2 separate regions of the Mus musculus genome follow, and region 2 is linked to region 1. The links are chromatin loops, found by intact Hi-C in ENCODE. Cell type or tissue: gastrocnemius. All regions are shown on one strand. Links, peaks and the distances in the headings refer to the core of each region. The heading gives the core; the rest is flanking DNA.

Region 1 (9,815 bases), core at 502-8,501:
TTTTTTTTTTTTTTTTTTTTTTTTTTTGGTTTTTCGAGACAGGGTTTCTCTTTATAGCTCTGGCTGTCCTGGAGCTCACTTTGTAGACCAGGCTGGCCTCGAACTCAGAAATCCACCTGCCTCTGCCTCCCGAGTGCTGGGATTAAAGGCGTGCGCCACCACGCCCGTCGAGGGATATTTCTTACTGGCTTGTTCAGCCTGTTTTCTTATAGAACCCAGGACCATCAGTCAAGGTTGGTACCACCCACAATGGGCTGGGCCCTCCCACATCAATCACTTAAAAATGTCCCACAGGCTTGCCTACAGGCTGATCTTATGAGAGTATTTTCTCAATTGAGGCCGCCTCCTTTCTGGTGACTCTAGCTTGTATCAAGTTAACATAAAACTAGCCAGGACGGGACTATAGTCCAGTAGTTGAGCACTTGCCTAACATGCTTGATTTCCTGAGTTCAGTCACCAGCGCCATACACACACAATGGTTTTTTCAGAATTTTTCATTTAATTTCTTTTGAGGGGTATTGGTTTTTGTTTTTGTTTGTAGACTTGGTTTCTTTGTATAGCCTTAGCTGACCTGGAACTCATTCTGTGGACTAGGCTGGCTATAAACTTAGAGATCCGCCTGCATCTGCCTTCCAAGTACTGAGATTAAAGGCATGTACCACCACTACCTGGCTAATTTTTTTTTAAGATTTATGGTTTTTTATTTATGTGTCTGTCTGCCAGCCAGTCAGCCACATGTGTATGGATACCCACAAAGGCCAGAAGATGTCATTAAATTCCCTGGAACTGAAGTTACAAGCAGTTGTGAGCTGCCTGATATGGATGCTGAAAACCAAACTTGGGACGCTGTACAAAACCAGCAAGTCTCTTAATACTGAGCATCTCTTCAGCCCATTTTTAAATCTTTTAATGTGATTTTCAGTGATTGATTTTGTCATTGCTCTCGCTACCTTTATTCTTTGAGACAGGAACCCTCATTGAACCTGCAGTTCATCTGTACAGCCAGGCCAGCTGACAAATGAGTTACAGGACTATATAGAAAAACTCTGACTCAATAAACAATCAATCAATCAATCGAGTTTTACATCAGCCTTTGTCATCAAGTTGTAGAACTAAAGTTCTCAAAGTGCCCTTAGAAGTATTCCTCTTTATTCTGTCTTCAGGGGAAATTTACTTCAGAGTGGAATTCACTCTTCCTTGACTCTGGTAGAAGCCATTAGCAATGCTTTTCAGGCCAGGAGTTGTCTTTGTACATTGCCACCCCTTAGGTCCATTCCTCCATTATATCCTAGGTTGGATCTTTTTTTTTTTTTAAAGACATTTTTCCATCTTGCTGAATATGGTGGCACACATTTGTAATCCCACTACAAAGAAACAAGAGGGTTGTCTGTAGTTTGAGGCCAGCCAGGACTACATACTGAATTTAAGACCAACCTGGGCCTTTATTCCCAGCACTGGAAGACAGAGGCAGGTAGAGCTCTCTTGAGTTTGAGGCTAGCCTGGTCTACAGAACTTCCAGGATAACCAGAGCTACACAAAGAAAACCAGACTTGGGGATGGAGGGTGGACGGTACCAACATTGGTTACATGGCAAGGCCCTGTCTTAAAAAAATAAAATTAAAAAAATTTTTAATTCTGTGTCTCAGCTAGGCTGTAGTGGCACACACATTTAATCCCAGCACTCCGGAAGCAGAGGCAGGTGGATATCTGTGAGTTTAAGCTCAACCTTGTCTACAGGATGAATTTGAAGACAGCCAGGACTATACAGAGAAACTCTATCTTGAAAAAAATAAACAAAATTCTCTGTCTCATTCTAACTTGTTAGGGTTTTGTTAGGCTGGGTTGGGTTTTGTTTTGGATTTTGGTGGTGGTGGTAGTGTTTGAGATAGGGAAAGGGTCTTATGGTGTATACCTAAGGCTGACTTTGAAGTCCAGATCCTCCTGCTCCAACTACCCAAGTACTGGGATTATAGACCTGTGCCACGAAGCCCAGCTTTTCTTTCTTGTTTTGGTTGTTTAGTTTGGTTTGATGTTTGGGGAAGTTGGTTTTATTTTGGCTTGTTTTTTTTAATAGCTCTTAATTTATTCTTTGAGAATTTCATACATGTATACAATGCATTTAAAGCATATCTACCCTCCATTCTCTCTCTCTCAACCCCTCTGGACAACCTCCCCGATCCCCCACCCAATTTTTATTTTTGTTATAACCCATTAAGTACAATAATTGCTTCCTACATTCTCATGAGCATGGAACCATCATCCACTCCTTGAGCAATTACCAAGGGGCCATGAAGAAAAATTATATTCCCTAGCAGCCACTGATGGGAAGTGGATCTTCCAACAGATCCTTAGCTAGGGGTAGCAGCTTGTGAACTACACACACTCAGCATGCTGGCCAACTTGATCTCATGCAGGCAACTACAGCTACTGTGGCTTCATGTGTACCACAGCCCTGTCATATCAAGAAAATAGCAATTCACAGCTCTCCTCTAGCGCTCTTTTGTTAGTTTTCTACTCTGTTTGTTTTTGTAGGGTGGGGGTGGAAATCAGAACCCTTGCCTACTCCAAAATCACTGAGCATCTTCTCCAGCCCAATTTTTCCATTGAATTTTTTCACTGCTACCTTATTTTTTTTTTAATTCTGATTTAGAAGAGGTGATTTTGAAACAGTATCTCCCTCAATATTGGGAGAATATATTACCACCAAATCTGGCCTTTGTTACAGAGACAAGACTTCATTCTGCATCATCAAACTTTTCCTGCCATTATTTTTCTAACTTTCCAAATTGAATGACCATCTCATTGCCTTCTAGCTCCGGTGACATCTGAGGCCTTACCTCACAGGTTTTGTCTTTCTTTTATGTGCTGCCTTTATCATCCTTAAGCTCTAATGAATTCGATGTCTAGGGTTTCATCTTGAACCCAGCAGTGTCATCTACTCATCTGTATTGGTACAAGGCTGGTAGAGGCTTAAGTCTCAGAGATCCTCTGATATATATGGGGAGGGCATAGTAGATATATTTCTAGCTGAGTGGTAACCCCAAATGAGGACTAAGATCACCACTGGTGGGGAATGATCTAGGTCGTGTCAGCTCTTTCTGACATGTTTCTTCTTCTGCAGGGTGACCTGGCCAAGAAGAAGATCTATCCTACCATCTGGTAGGTAATATTTCTACACTACCCCCCAAAATACTCTCTACCAGGTACAGGCCTTGGCCTTCCCTAGCCAGTCTGAAAACAGCTGTATTGTACCCTCAGGTGGCTGTTCCGGGATGGCCTTCTACCTGAAGATACCTTCATTGTGGGCTATGCCCGCTCACGACTCACAGTGGACGACATCCGAAAGCAGAGTGAGCCCTTCTTTAAAGTGAGTGTGACATTGGATCCTGGAGCCTTGTGCTGCCCTTTCTTCTACTCCACAGCAAGACTAGCTCCAGGCATCCCTTGAGAAGACATGTCCCCATTTCCATCATAAGCAATAGTTCCCTCCTTTCTCATTTGACTTATTAACAGGCAGGGCCACCCAGAACACTCAATCTCTGACACCTCACATCCTTGCTTTCCCTTGCCAACCACACAAAAGTTGTGTCTACTTAATTGTGCCACATTCTTCCTGACCTTTGAACAAAGACAGGAAGAAGGTCCCTTCAACCTCATATCTGTCTCCTAGCTCCACTCTGGCTTCATCCTGCTATGCTCTGGTACCACACTGGATCATGCCAGTAGCTGGATGAAAGGACCCTTCCAAGTACCTCTTTTCTACAGTAATTGCACTATGTTGACATTTTCTCACCACCTATAGTTTACTGTAGTAATTTTGAAGAGACAACCTTCTCCATCATTCTTTTTTCTCAGGTTAGACTTTCCTGAAATCCAGTTTCTACTCTAGGTATGAGGGCCCCAAGGATACATAAAAATGTGCCAGTGATTTGCCCCACCTGCATATATTCCTGCTATGTGCCTTAGCCCTCTGCCTGTGGGTACACAAAGTTACCATGATAAAGTAAACTCCTGTGCTTGTAGAGCAATGACAGGGACTCAAGGAAAACCCGCCTTACCTGTGGAACAAGAAATTGTTGAGAGAGTGAGGGGGGTAGGCACAGAGAGAGAAAGAGATCTTCTATTCCTTTAGGGCAGAACAACTGTAGACTCTTGAGAAAAGTAGAAGTTGACATTCATCTGTGTATCCCCAGGCCACTCCAGAAGAAAGACCTAAGCTGGAGGAGTTCTTTGCCCGTAATTCCTATGTAGCTGGCCAGTATGATGATGCAGCCTCCTATAAGCACCTCAACAGCCACATGAATGCCCTGCACCAGGGGATGCAGGCCAACCGTCTATTCTACCTGGCCTTGCCCCCCACAGTCTATGAAGCAGTCACCAAGAACATTCAAGAGACCTGCATGAGTCAGACGTAAGACCTGTCTTTCTTCACTCCTGTCTGTTTGTTCCTGTTTCTGCTACTCTAAATAGCCCCCAGGTCAAGCCAGTCTATGCAAGTTGAAAAGATGAATGCCCCTAGTGTGTTGTCCATATGGAATAGCATACCCCCCCCCCCAAAAAAAAAGGAACAGGCTATACACACACACTGGGCAGCTTCTACCTTCCAAGGCTCTCACTACAAAATAGTGGCCCCTTGCAACATTTCCCACCAGGACCATAAGATGACAGTGTTGCTCCACAGAACAGATGCTCATTGTGAGAATTCCTTCCCCCACCCCCAATCCTCAGCAGATCCACAAGGTGGCAGTGTTGTTTCATAAGAGAGCACTGCTGACTGCAAACCATCTTTCTCTTCCTCCTGAATTTAGAAAACAAGTTTAGCACTCTGAGTGTCAAAGAAAGAAACCTGGTCTTTTAAAATCTATGGAAATCTGGGCAAGGTGACACATAAATAATTTCAGTATGATGGAGATTGAAGCAAGAGGATTGCTTGGAGTTCAAGGCTAACCTGTAATACAGAGTGAGACTGTCTCAAACCAAAAAAAAAAAAAATTTAGCTGGGTGTAGTGACACACAGTTGTGATTCCAGTACTCAGGAGGCAGGAGGATTATTATGTTGTCAAGGCCAGCCTGGGCTACATACGTACTGAATTTGAAGTCATTCTAGTCTTCATAGTAAGAATATGTCTCAAAAAAACAAATAAAAGCTAGTTTAAAAAATAAGTAAACTCAATTAAAGTCAGTTGCGTTGGGCGATGACGATAGTCCCTGCTACTGAAGGGATGAGGGAGGAGTACCCTTTAACCCAGGAATTCCAGAACAACCTGAGAAACACAATAAGACTTCAAGAACATAAAACCAATGAGGGGAGCCAGACATGATGGCACAGTACCTGTGATCTCAGCTCTTGGGAGCTGGAAACAGGAGAAGCAGCAATTTAAGGTCATTCTTAACTACATAACAAGTTCTTGGCCAACCTTGGATACATGAGACTAATTAAAGTAAAACTAGTAAGGAAGCTGTGTCCTTCTTTCCTGTTGGCTGCTGGGCCACTTCTGACCCTCTAAGGGTCTGGCATTGGGAGGTGGGGAACAAGGCCACCCAAGGTCATGCTACCCTAGCACCAAGGTGGAAAAATCCCTGGAATTGTTCCAGTCCCTACCATGTTGTCAGGGAAGCTTCTAAGATGCTGTCTATTCAGGATAAGGATCAATAGTAGCCAGCAGAGCTTCCCTGAGTCACCTGAGAATACAATAGATGAAAGCCCTGCTCCCTGGTGTGAGGGTCAGAATGACATGGCCATAGGCCTATTCCTGGGAAAGGTTTGGGAAATAACATGATTGGGGGCTCCAAGCAGAGGCTGGAACCGCATCATCGTGGAGAAGCCCTTCGGGAGAGACCTACAGAGCTCCAATCAACTGTCGAACCACATCTCCTCTCTTTTCCGTGAGGACCAGATCTACCGCATTGACCACTACCTGGGCAAAGAGATGGTCCAGAATCTCATGGTGCTGAGGTGCATAGGGGATGGGGTGGAAGGGAACCAGGGCAAGGGTGGCAACATAAGGAACCCCACCTGCCCTGCTGCCCCAAAGTCAAATTCCTCCTAGATGCTGGCCAGGGTACTAAGCTTGGTACTTAGCTCAGATACAGCCACTATACTGTGGAATCCCAAATGTAGCATCCATTCATGAACCCTTCCAAAATGTCTCTCATGCTAGCCTCTAAACGAACCTCCCACAGGTTTGCCAACAGGATCTTTGGCCCCATCTGGAATCGAGACAACATTGCTTGTGTGATCCTCACATTTAAAGAGCCCTTTGGTACTGAGGGTCGTGGGGGCTATTTTGATGAATTTGGGATCATCAGGTAAGAACCCATATCCTACCCCAACTCAGCTCATCTTCACACTATGAGGGCTAGTGTTCAAGTGACCTGTTGGGGGTAGCCATGAAGGGTATAACTCCCATCTAGCCAAACCCCAAAGGGTTAGGATTAGTATCTACTAACTTGTCTTAGGATACTGGGAAGACACTAGGGGTAAGGAACCAAGGTTTTCCAGTTTGTCACTAGGAAGCCTTGTTTGGTAATCCTAGGGCAACTAGAACTTAGTTATCCCCTTGGCCTCACCCTGGAAATGGCACTTGACTAGAGCATCTGCCTCTTCTGCTACTAGGGATGTTATGCAGAACCACCTCCTGCAGATGTTGTGTCTGGTGGCCATGGAAAAGCCTGCCACTACAGGTTCAGATGATGTCCGTGATGAGAAGGTAGGTGGAGGCATGTCCACCAGGTCCCCAGCAGCCATGCCCCATAACAAGTAATTCTATGACAAGGCACTGGGCTCTTGTCCTACATCCTCCCTGTTACCTGCATTGGTTCTCTCCCAGGTCAAAGTGTTGAAGTGTATCTCAGAGGTGGAAACTGACAACGTGGTCCTTGGCCAATATGTGGGGAACCCCAATGGAGAAGGAGAAGCTGCCAATGGATACTTAGATGACCCCACAGTACCCCATGGGTCCACCACTGCCACTTTTGCAGCAGCTGTCCTCTATGTGGAGAATGAACGGTGGGACGGTAGGTGAAATTTCTAGGTTCCAGCAAGGCAGGGTTAAATGTGCCCACAAAGAGACACTTCTTGTTATGATCATGGTATGAATACATGGTATTCAGTAGTAAGGGATGCTGGAGAAGGAGGGCTACCACAAGTGGGAAACGACCCTAGTCATTACTTATTCCACGTGTACACATTCACACATATACACAGACACAGGAGCTCTCTCTCATATACACACAGCACAAGATAGGAAAGCCAGTCCCTGAGGTCATCCCTGCTCTCTAGGGGTACCCTTCATCCTGCGCTGTGGCAAAGCCCTGAATGAACGCAAAGCTGAAGTGAGACTGCAGTTCCGAGACGTGGCAGGTGACATCTTCCACCAACAGTGCAAGCGTAATGAGCTGGTCATCCGTGTGCAGCCCAATGAGGCAGTATACACCAAGATGATGACCAAGAAGCCTGGCATGTTCTTTAACCCTGAGGAGTCGGAGCTGGATCTAACTTATGGCAACAGATACAAGGTTCAACAGGGAGGACCATCTGGGCAAAGCCCTAAGGGAGGCCCTGGGTGGCTGAGTACAGTAGTATCAGCAACATCCCCCTTTCCCAAACCTGCAGAATGTGAAGCTCCCTGATGCCTATGAACGCCTCATCCTGGATGTCTTCTGTGGGAGCCAGATGCACTTTGTCCGGAGGTGAGGGACCCCCAGCCTAACACAGGCAAGAGGGATGGTTTTCTCCCTCTGTCCCTGTGTGCCTCCACTCCATCCTACACTGTATCCCTTCAGTGATGAACTCAGGGAAGCCTGGCGTATCTTCACACCACTGCTGCACAAGATTGATCGAGAAAAGCCCCAGCCCATCCCCTATGTATATGGCAGGTAAGGGAAGGATGGGAGCTAAGAGGGCCAAGCCAAATGAAGCAGGGCAGTGGGAATACCAAGGATAAAGGTCACTCATGTCTCTCCTTTACCTCCCAGCCGCGGCCCCACAGAGGCAGATGAGCTGATGAAGAGAGTGGGCTTCCAGTACGAGGGTACCTACAAGTGGGTGAACCCTCACAAGCTCTGAGCCCTGGAAGTTACACCATCTATACTCTGCCTCTTCTGGCCACCCTTTCTGCATCTTCCCTTTTCACCATCTAACCCTATATTAGGACTATTGACCCCATATTGGAAGGACTTTGGGACCATAGGCCTTAGATACACATTCTAGTTCCTGGGCTTGGACCGCCATTTTGTCCTATGCTGCTGCCACTGCCACCACCAGTAAACCCAGCTACATTCCTCAAATACCAGGCATTTAAAACTCATTGTAGGGTTTCAGGGCCACCACTGGCCCTATCTGAGCCACCCATCTTTCCACAAGACCTGAATCACCTCCCTTCCAGCCGCTGCAGAAAGAATGCCTATCAGTCTGCCCCTGGACTCCTTAAGGAGTTAGGAACAATGGGGAGGAGCCTTAGGCCTCAAAGGGACAATGACCAAACCAGACTTCCCAGAGGCTATGGGCAAGCTCCTCAAAACTTGAAGGAAGTGGTCAAGGACACCTATGTGAGAGGACCTGCCCATGGCCACACTAGCCTCAGTGCTACTAGACATTCCTCCTCACCAGATGGAAGAGACCTCATGCTGCCTAGCAATATTTTGGGGGCTCTAGATGTCCCCTGACCAATTCCATACTCCATGGTCAACCTCATCCCACCTATGGGCAGCCTCCTTACCAAAGGAAGGCAAGCACAGCAGCTAGAATTTTCCTATCCCAACCCTGCCATTAAATCCTCAAAACAGTTTTACCTGTCTCCTTGTTCTTTTCTCCTTGCATCCAGGATCATGAAGGAGAGACCTATTATTTCCCCACTTCCCACATTTGTTATTCAGGGTTCTATAAAAGAACAGAACTGATAAAACATATACTAGAGTTGCTTAGAAGCTACAGTCCAAATAGTCCAACAATGGCTACATATTTTGAGGAAACACCTGAAGCTGATGCTAGAGCAGTCTCTTAATTTGAAATCTTCTGAGGGCTCAGTAGGACTGAGAAGTTTTATAACTGTTGCTTTATACCATGCAGTCATCTCATGCTGGCTTTGAAATCACAAAGCTCCACCTGCTTCTGACTCCCAAGTGCCAGGCTTAAGGGTGTGTATCACACACTATAGAATATTTTTATTCTTTTCAGGCATGACAGTTACACTTCTTTTTGGGGTTTTTTTTTTTGTGTTTTTGTTTTGTTTTGTTTTTTGTTTTTTTTGTTTTTTGAGACAGGGTTTCTCTGTATAGCCCTGGCTGTCCTGGAACTCACTCTGTAGACCAGGCTAGCCTTGAATTCAGAAATCCGCCTGCCTCTGCCTCCCGGGTGGTGGGATTAAAGGTGTGCGCCACCATGCCCAGCTGACAGTTACACTTCTGGTCAGTGTCCTCCAGAGCATCCATCAAGGTTCCATAGACAAGATTGGAGGCCAGGCTTTAACACAGGGACAGGCCCTTCATTCTCCATCCTCCTGGTGTCTATGCCTCAGATGGGTGAGCTGATGGTGCCACTTAGATTGGGCCTGAGAGCTGGCAGGGCAAATGTGTGCAACAACTCTGGGGCTAAAAGCTGTGTGCTGAGCTATGGAGGCTTTCTAGCCTAGCCTCACCACTTTTACCACAGCCCATGAAAAAGCATGTAGAAACAAGTAGAATAGCTTCTCAGGGACTTGGCACAAAGCCCATGTGAGGCCTCAATGCCACTTCCACTGTCATCTCCTACTGACTCTCATGAATTTTAATCTTCCCATCATGTTTAGATAAAAGGCCACACGGTTTCTCTTGAC
Region 2 (9,815 bases), core at 1,321-9,320, 300 kb after region 1:
AACAACACTCACTAATAAGCAAAGAAACAAGCAGATCATGGGTCTCACGGGTCCTGTGTGGGAGATGGAAGGCTGACTGGTGGAAGGGACTTTTCTCTGGTATAGCTTTTTATGAATTATGCATGCTGTGGGTGGCATTTTTAGTGCTACAGCTTCTTGTGAGTCACCCACGCTATTGGTGGAACTCTTTAGTGGTATAGCTGCCCACAAATTGCCCAGGGTCTTCCCACTAGTGTGGCTCTCTTTGAGTCCCCCACATTCCTGGAAGTAACCCAATGAACTCACCGATTTTCCAAGATGGAATACTTTCTTTGGTCTGTCAGTGTTCTCTTGTTCTGCAGTGAGTAGACATTTCTTTATGTTTCCTTAGGAAAAGTCACATGACAGTCAGAGCTTTATATTGATGTAACAAATACCTTCTAATAACTTACAAGGAAGACAGATTTTGGCCCTTGGTAGATGGGCTCAGTTTCCTATAGGCTTGATTCAGGACAAACACATCATAGAGGTAGGAGCCTATAGGAATTGATAATCACTTCATGGCAGCCAGTAAGGAAACAGAGAAAAAGGAAGGGTGTAGGGACAAGGTACCCCTTGAAGGTACCTTGAATACTTAACAACTCATTTTCACCAACATATTTTTGGCAGCCTCTCAAAAATTCTATCAATTTTTATTTCCATTAGTAGGTTATTTCATTGATGAAGTTAGAACCCTCACTACTGAATTCAACAGTTGGGGAACAAACACAAAAGCCTTCAGCAAGGGGGTAGGGAGCGTGGGTCTACAACAATAACACTAACATTTGCCAGGTTCAGTTATTCTCGTTTTAACTAGTGGATAAATATAAAGCCAAGAGTGTGAGTCTTGTTTTTGCCAGACTAAATGCAAAATGTATTGCACTATATTTGGTTATGAACTTAAAGCTGGGTTGGGCCAGGTGAGTCACTTCTAACTACTTTGTGCTTGGTGATACCCATGCCTTATGATCTCTTTTGAACTCTCAGCTGGGTGCAGTTCCTGTACTCAGAGCAATCTTCCCCCCTTTCATATATGTATTGTTTACAAGCTTTCACATTATAAGACAACAAAAATAAGAAATGAGTTCCACAGATCCTGGTCTTCAGTGTAAAAAGGAGAAAAATGTAAAAAAAAAAAAACAAAAACGAAAAAAACCCTGGAAATTGGAAATTTTAATAGGAACTCACTTTTTTAAATGTGTTTGTAAATTGCTTTACTAGATGAATATTTCCTAGTAAAACATGTGCGTGATGAGCTGCAAGCATCTTGGTTGCACCAGAACTGATGGCAAGAGCACAAAAGACCCGTGGGAAGGTGTATCCACTGGCCAACATGATGACAAATTACATATCAAAAATAATTTATAGGGATTGGAAGCATGGGTCAGTTGTTAAGTGCACTTGTTGCTTTTTTAGTGGACCAGGGTTCAGTTCCCAGTACACATATGGTAGCTCTTAAACATCTATAATTCCAGTTTCAGGGAACCTGATACTCTCCTCTGACCTGGTTCAGTACTGCATAGTGAGTTTGGGGCCATCTTGGGCTGCATGACACCCACATTCAAAACAAAACAGAAAAGTTATATGACAAGAATTGATTCAAACACAGAGAATCCATGAAAAATATAAATTCCCCAATCCATTTGTCTCTTCCAGTACACTCTCCCTTCATCCCCCCACCTCATCCCTCCTGTTCCCATCCCATCCTTCCCCCATCCAGTCCCCTCTTTCCATCCACCCCGATATTTAATCTATTTCTGCTTCTGCGTGAGATTCAAGAGTCCTCCCTTGAGTCCTCCTTATTACTTAGTTTCTTTGGGTCTGTGGATTGTAGCATGGTTATCCTGTACTTTATGCCTAATATCTGCTTATAAGTGAGTATATACCATATTGTCTTTCTGGGTCTGTGTTACCTCACTCAGGATATTTTCCTTTTTGTTTTTTCAATTTTTTTCTTTTATTGGATATTTTCTTTACTTACATCTCAAATGTTATCCCCTTTCCAGGTGTCCCTTCTGGAAACCACGTATCCCTTCCCCCCTCTGCCTGCCTCTATGAGGGTGATCCCCCACCCACTCTTGCCTTGTCACCTTGACATTCCCCTACACTGGTGCATCAACCCCCCTCAGGCCCAAGGGCTGCTCTTCCCATTGATGTCCAACAAGGCCATCCTCTGCCACATATGTGGCTGGAGCCATGGGTCGCTCCATGTGTACTCCTTGGTTGGTGGTCCAGTCCCCAGGAGCTCCAGAGGATCTGACTGGTTGACACTGTTGCTCCCCTCATGGAGCTGCAAACCCTTCAGCTCCTTCAGTCCCTTCAGTCCAATGGTTGGCTGTGAGCATCTGCCTCTATATTTGTCAGGCTCTGACAGAGCCTCTCAGGAGACAGCTATATCAGGTTCCTGTCAGCAAGCACTTCCCGGCATCCTAGATAGCATCCCGGTTTGGCTACTGTATGTGGGATGGATCCCCAGGTGGGGGGGGGGGAACTATACTTTTCTAGTTCTACCCATTTGCCTGCAAATTTCATGATGTCATTGTTCTTAGCAGCTGAGTAATACTCTCTTGTGTAAATGCACCACCTTTTTTTTATCCATTCTTCAATAGCGAGGAAACTCTGGGACCAGCCAGAGACCTAGGACACTGGAATCTATGAGGGTGACTCTAGTTAAGACTCCTAGCAATGGAAGACATGGAGACTGAACTGGCCATGTCCTGTAACCAGGCAAGACTTTCAATGGAGGGATTGGGACTCAACTTGCCCACAAAACCTTAGACCCATAATTTGTCCTGCCTACAAGATGTGCAGAGGTAAAAAAGATGGAGCAGAATTTGAGGGAAGGGACAACCAGTGACTGCTTGAGACTCATGCCATGAGACACTGTTAATGATATATCTGCTGTACTTGCAGACAGGAGCCTAGCATAACCTTCATCAGAGAGGCATCATCCAGCAACTGATGGAAACAGGTGCAGAGACCTTCAGCCCAACATAAAGTGGAGCTTGGGCAATCCTGTGTAAGATGGGAAGGAAGGATTGAAGGAGCCAACTAACCTGTGCTCATAAGGGCTCACAGAGTCTGATCCACCAACCAGACAGCATGCATGGGATTGACCTAGGTACTCTGCATATATGTAACAAATGTGCAACGTAGTCTTTATGTGGAACTTGTAACAACTGGAACAGGGGCTTTCTCTGACTCTGTTACCAGCCTTTGGAATCATTTTCCACTACTGGGCTGCCTTGTTTAGCCTCAATTGGAGAAGATGTGCCTAGTCTACTGCAATTTGATATGCCAAGGCTGGTTGATATAGACATGGTGTACTGGCTAGTTTTGTGTCAACTTGACACAGCTGGAGTTATCATAGGGAAAGGAGCTTCAGTTGAGGAAATGCCTCCATGAGATCCAACTGTAAGGCATTTCCTCAATTAGTGATCAAAGGGGAAAGGCCCCTTGTGGGTGGAACCATCCCTGGGCTGGTAGTCTTGGTTCTATAAGAGAGCAGGCTGAGCAAGCCAGTGGAGGCAAGCCAGTAAAGAACATCCCTCCATGGCTTCTTCATCAGCTCCTGCTTCCTGACCTGCTTGAGTTCCAGTCCTGACTTCCTTTGGTGATGAACGGCAATGTGGAAAATGTAAGCTGAATAAACCCTTTCCTCCCCAACCTGCTCATGATATTTGTGCAGGAATAGAAACCCTGACTAAGACACATGGTATACCTCCCTTTTTCTGAGGAGTAGAAAGGGTAGATTAGGGTGAGGGAAAGTGAGAGTAAGTGACTGGGAGGAGAAGGGGGAGGGAAAGCTACAATCAGGGTGGAAAATAAATAAATAACTTAGTAATAATAACAATAATAATAATAATAAATCTATAAAAAAATAAATAACCCACGAACTCAAGAAGAACACAGTGAATCACTGAGAACATTAAAAGCCATTGCTGCCAACCATTGGACTGAGCGTGGGGTCCCCAATAGGGTCACCAAGGGAGGAGTTAGAGAAAGGACTGAAGGAGCTGAAGGGGTTTGCAACCCCATAGGAGGAACAACAATATCAACCAACCAGATCCCCCAGAGCTCCCTGGGACTAAACCACCAACCAAAGAAAACACATGGTGGGACTCATGGCTCTAGCTGCTTATGTAGCAGAGGATGGCCTTGTCGGGCATCAGTGGGAGGAGAGGCCCTTGGTCCTGTGAAGGCTCTGTGCCCCAGTGTAGGGGAATGCGAAGGTGGGGAGGCGGGAGTGGGTGGGTGGGGGAACACCCTCATAGAATCAGGGGGAGGGGGATGGTATGGGAGTTTGGGGGGCAGGAAAAGGGATAACATTTGAAATGTAAATAAAGAAAATATCCAATTTAAAATAGGGGGGGGGGAGAACCATTGCTGGAGATCTTCTGCTTGTCACTGCTTAGACTGCTTACTTTGTGGGCTTTTTTCTCCTTTGTGCAAATGCAGCCTCCCCCCCCCCTTTTATTTTGCATTTGTTCTCGCTGTTGATACTTGAATATTCTTGGTCTCCTAGATGCCAGCTTAGCACAGGTACGCCCTGGGGAACTCAATAGATCTGCGGCTTCCTCGGTTCTCAGGCGCCCTCTTCTGGTCCCAGCACCTCTTTGGGCTTCCGTACCCATGGCCACCCAGTTTCGTTTTCTTTCCCTTTTGCTCCTCTGAGCCTTCTGACTGGACCTGAGCTCATCTGCACGCTGGTGTTTTCAAGCACAGTTGGGCAATGTCTTGCTGTACTGGATCACAGTACATTCTGGGATCGCTGAGATCCTTAGCACCTCCTACTGCCTTGTCACACCCTAGTGGCATGAAGTGGTTGTTTTTTCTGGTTTCCTGAACTCTGCATTCTGATCTGGAGTTTGCCAGTTGTCTGCGTCCTGGGTTCTTGAAAATTGTAAATTATTGGGCAGTTGCAGAGAGAGAATCTTTTTTTGTTTTGTTTTGTTTTTTTTCTTTTTGTTGTTCTTGTTGTTGTTGTTTGACACAGGGTTTCTCTGTGTAGCCCTGGCTGTCCTGTAACTCACTCTGTAGACCAGGCTGGCCTCGAACTCAGAAATCTGTCTACCTCTGCCTCCCGAGTGCTAGGATAAAAGGCACGGGCCACCAACGGGCTCATTTGTTTTCTCCTCGTATTTTTTTATGCTTTTAGAAGAATATGAGACGTTAGGATTTTTGTTGTATTCCTTCTGTTTCCTGAACCCAGAAATCTCATTGCCTTTTTTTTTCTTTTTTTTTCCTCATTGCTTTTTTAGTTTTAAAAAATAAAAGGAGTCTAGGTTCATCTTTAATCACAGCACTCACAAGGGAGAAGCAGGTAGATCTCTGTGAGTTCCAGGTCAGCCTGATCTGCACAGAGTTCTAGGATAGCCAGGGATATGCAGTGAGACCTGTTTTTGATTAACTAAAAAGGATATGGGATACTAGAGGTATGGATCAGTGGGTAAAGTGCTCGCTGTGTATAAGTCCCTGAGTTCACAGCACCCATCTGGAGTAGTGGCACATGCATGTAAAACTCCATATGAAAAGAGGGCTCTAGGTTCAGTGAGAGGCTTCTACCTTAAAAAAAAAATAAGGTAAAGTGGCTGGAGAGATGGTTTAGTGGTTAAGAGAACTGCCTATTTTTCCATAAGACATGGGTTTGATTTCCAGTACCCACATGATGGCTCACAACCATCTATAACTCTAGTCATTGCCCTCTTCTGGCCTCTGCTAAGCACACACGTGGTTCACAGACATATATGTAGGCAAAACACACATACACATAAAAAACTAACAATAAAAATATTTTAAAAATAAAGTGGAGTGTGATAGAGAAAGATACCTAAATTCAATCTGGATTCCACAAGCACATGTGCAGGGGAACTTATAACACACATGTTCACACACATGCATACACAAAATTAAAATTAACAATAATCTTAACACTTAATAGGCTAAGGAGGAAGGATTGCCACTAATTTCAAGCAAGTCTAGGGTACAGAGTGAGACCCTGTTTCAAATTAACAATATCCCAAGTTCAGAGATTACTGGCATATGCCACCACACATAATTTGACTGTTTCAAATAGCTGCTTTTTTTTTTTTTAATCAAAAGCCAAGATTTCCCCAGGAATTGGTATGGCACATCTTTGGCAGTGCTTGAGATGAGTCAATCCAGACTGGCCCAGTTCCCCTACAGACCTAAGCTCAATTGAAAACATATTATAGTTTGACTGAATAAAAGCCAAGATTAATATGTTTATAACTCAAATTCCTGCATCCAAAGGTGATTGTGGGCTGGATATGTGCTTCAGTGATAGAGCACTTGCCTATTGTGTATAAGGCCATGGGTTAGATCCCCAGTGCTGTGGATTTCTGAGGCTCAGCCTATTTGTCTAAATTGCAACCACAGTCATTGTCTCCAGACTCTAGCTTTTCTTTTCTTTTCTTTTCTTTTCTTTTCTTTTCTTTTCTTTTCTTTTCTTTTCCTTTTACTGGATATTTTTAAATTTACATTTCAAATGTTATCCCCTTTCCTGATTCCGCCCCCCCCCAGAAACCCACTATCCTGTCCCCCTCCTCCGGCTTCTATGAGGGTGTCTCCCCATCCACCCACCATTCCCACCTCCCCACCCTCGCATGCCACTATACTAAGGTATCAAGCCTTCACAGGACCAAGGGCCTTTTCTCCCATTGATGCCAGATAAGGCCATCCTCTGCTAAGACTTTTCTTTTCTTTTCTTTTTTACTAGTATATATATTGACATGCAAAATAATAGCCTTCTTGATGGCATTACAAATTGTCTATCACACACATTGAACATATTCACCCCTTATTACTCTCTTGTACCCTATAAACTAGTCCTAGTCATCTCCCCAAATAGTCTATCCACTTTCAAGTCTCATATAAGTTTTTAAATGTGGGTTCTATACATGAAGAAAATTACATATTTATCTTTGCAAGTCTGACTTATTTCACTTAACATATTTATCTTCAGTTGTATTCATTTTCCTTCAAATGACATAATTTCATTTTTTATGGCTAAATAAACACTGCATTTGGGAATACATACCACATTTTCTTTATTATTCCTGTGCTAATGGACACTTCGGTTCATTCTGTAACTTGGCTATTGAAAGCAAAGTCACTGTTGCTGAACATGGTAATGCACAAATTTAATCCCAGCACTATAGAGACAGAGGCAAGCAGGTCTTTGTGAGTTTCAGGTCAGCCTGGTTCACATAGTTTCAGGCCAGGCAAAATGCTTGAATGTGCTCAACAAGCAAGAGAACAAACTTGTAAACATAGACGTGTGGGTATCTTTGCGGTGTGCTGGGAAAGACTACATTGTGAGACTCCTCCATTGCCATAGTGACAGCCCTAGGTATTGGTATAGACACAAAGGATTCCAGCACACCACAAAGATGCCCATATGTCTGGAATGTCAACAGTGCTATTCATTTTTGTATTATTATTGTTGTTGTTGTTAGTAGTAGTAGTATGAATATGATGCATGTGTGAATGCATACATGCACAGTATGCATGTGGCAGGGTCAGAGGGCATCTTTGGTTCTTACCTTCCACCTTTTATGTCAATTCTAGAGAGCAAATTCATATTATCAGGCTTTTATGGCAAGCACTTTATTTGTTGATCCATCTTGCTGACCTATTATATTCATTTTGGCACTGCTTTGTGGGGAACCAGTATCAGGAAATTGCCACGGTCAGGTATTTAATATCTCAGTTGCCAGGTGCCCCAGAAAATGAAAAAATCCTGGCGCTGGCAGTGTACAGACTCACAATATATTATCACAACCTATAGGGACAGTAGGGTGATAATTGAGTAAGAATTAGATCCTCTAGAAAGTGAAACTTTAGCCTTTGTTTATAGTTTGATACCCCATTTATTATAAGTGGCCACAGTTCATATATTTATACACATACATATATGGGTATATATATATATACATACATATGTATATGTGTATGCATGTCCAGGTTTTTCAGGCATCTCTGTTGACAGAACTGAGGTGCTGTGAGTTCCTTGTATAGTAAAAATAAAAACCTCTGGGTTTGGGTAGATATCTGGTATTGAAAAGATATTGGGGTGGAAGATATGGCTCAGTATTTATGGCTCAGAGCACTGTCTGCTCTCTACCTAAATTCAATTTCCAGCACCCACATGACAGATCACAACTGTCTGTAGCTCCAGTTCCAGGAGAACCAACACCCTCTCACAGACATACATGCAGGCAAAACATTAGTGTACACAAAAATTGAAAGTAAATAAATAATTTTTAAAAAATAAAAAGAAATGAAACAATTAAAAAATATGAAAATAAAAGATGTTGATCGTTCACTCACTCACTGATTCATTCATTTGCTATTTTGAGATAGGATCTAGTGTAGTCTGAGTTGGCCTCAAATTCACCATGTAACCAACCTTTGATCCTCCTGCCTTTACCTTCCCAATGCTGAGATTACAGGCATTTCACTACCATGCACATGTTCAATATTGGTTATTTAACTTTTTTCATTTCATTTCATTTTATATGTATAGGTGTTTGTTCTATGTCTGTATACCTCATGCACACAGTATCCAAGGATGTCAGAAGAGGGCATCAGATGTCCTAGAACTGGAGTTAAGATGGATGTGAGCTACTATATGGATGCTAGAAATCAAACCCAGGTCCTCTGGAAGAGCAGCCAATGAGTGCTCTTAACTACTAAGTCATCTCTTTAGCGCCTGTATTAGTTATTTAAAAGAGCTCTACTCATTCAGACCTCTATTATACAGAAGCTTTATGAACATTTTAACTTAATACACAATTACATGTATTTATGTTAATATATACATATTATTATAACATAAATACATATATAGTAATAGCAAAACATGTGTGGATGGTGCTAAGAATGCATAAGTGAAAAGTAACCAGGAGCTGAAATGTAGCTCAGGGGGTTGAGTGCTTGCTTACCACATATGAAGCAGTGTGCTTGATCCCCAGAACCACATAAAGTAGGTGTGGTGGCACACACCTGTAATCCCAGCACTTGGGAACTGAAGGCTGGAAAAAACAGAAGTACAGGTTCATCCTTGTCTGTATGGCAAGTTCAAGACCAGCTTGAGATATATAACACCCTATCTCAAAAAAATAGCAAGTATGCACAAGTATTTTTATTCTTTGTATATTGTCCAAGTAGATATTTATTCATTTATTACTCAAAGTAACAAAGATAAAATAATGGTAAGGCTACATGGAAGGATAATATGATCACAGATGATAAATCCAAATTAGACAGAGAGGGACTGGAGAGATGTTTCAGGGGTTAAGAACATCTTTTAGATGACCCAGGTTCAATTCCTACCACCAACATGGATGCTTACAATGGTCTAAAACTGCAATTCCAAAGATCCAATGCCTTCTTTTGGCCTCCAGAAGTATTGCACACATGTGGTGCACATACATACACAAAGACAAAACAGTTATATACATTTTTTAAATTATCATCTTAACAATTGACAAAGAAATAGGGCATTTCAAACCTTTACTTGCTTCACAAAATGGTGAAAGGCTAAGGCAGACTCATGAAGGAACATTTCACTGAAGCAGACACAGGAGGAATGATGTTCTGCTAAAGCAAACACATGAAAGGACACATAATGAAGGATTCTTTGCTTACAACACACATGTATTTGTCTGCCTTACATTGTGTAGTTGAGCTCCATTTGTTGGAACTCCATAGAGAGAAATGCACCAAAAAAATTCTGGTGGTGTGCTACAGTTTCTTGCCACTTCCTCGAACTC

Evidence for each region. Hi-C counts contacts between places; a loop is a spot of excess contacts. Peaks named below come from ENCODE experiments on the same cell type or tissue, not always from the same donor. Only the 100,000 strongest peaks of a DNase experiment are listed, where the experiment ranks them.
Region 2: it touches region 1 in a loop (10-fold over the local background); 29 of 42 quality-filtered maps call a loop at or near these places.

Annotation. Positions count from the first base shown.
Region 1 is chrX:74,408,460-74,418,274 of GRCm38, reverse strand. G6pdx (glucose-6-phosphate dehydrogenase X-linked) reads left to right here. Exons shown (of 13, transcript NM_008062.3): 3 at 3,122-3,159; 4 at 3,259-3,367; 5 at 4,194-4,411; 6 at 5,798-5,956; 7 at 6,184-6,309; 8 at 6,617-6,710; 9 at 6,831-7,017; 10 at 7,283-7,518; 11 at 7,616-7,692; 12 at 7,786-7,878; 13 at 7,978-8,792. The coding sequence ends at 8,068. It also overlaps a transcript of Ikbkg not described here. Among named protein-coding and RNA genes, the nearest start is that of G6pdx, 16 kb to the left of the region's middle. In gastrocnemius, for the core only: a CTCF peak has its summit at 4,708 (motif pointing right); a DNase peak (open chromatin) is centred at 4,716.
Region 2 is chrX:74,110,605-74,120,419 of GRCm38, reverse strand. No RefSeq gene overlaps it. Among named protein-coding and RNA genes, the nearest start is that of Opn1mw, 12 kb to the left of the region's middle. In gastrocnemius, for the core only: a CTCF peak has its summit at 4,628 (motif pointing left); a DNase peak (open chromatin) is centred at 4,618; H3K4me3 peaks cover 781 bases; H3K27ac peaks cover 894 bases.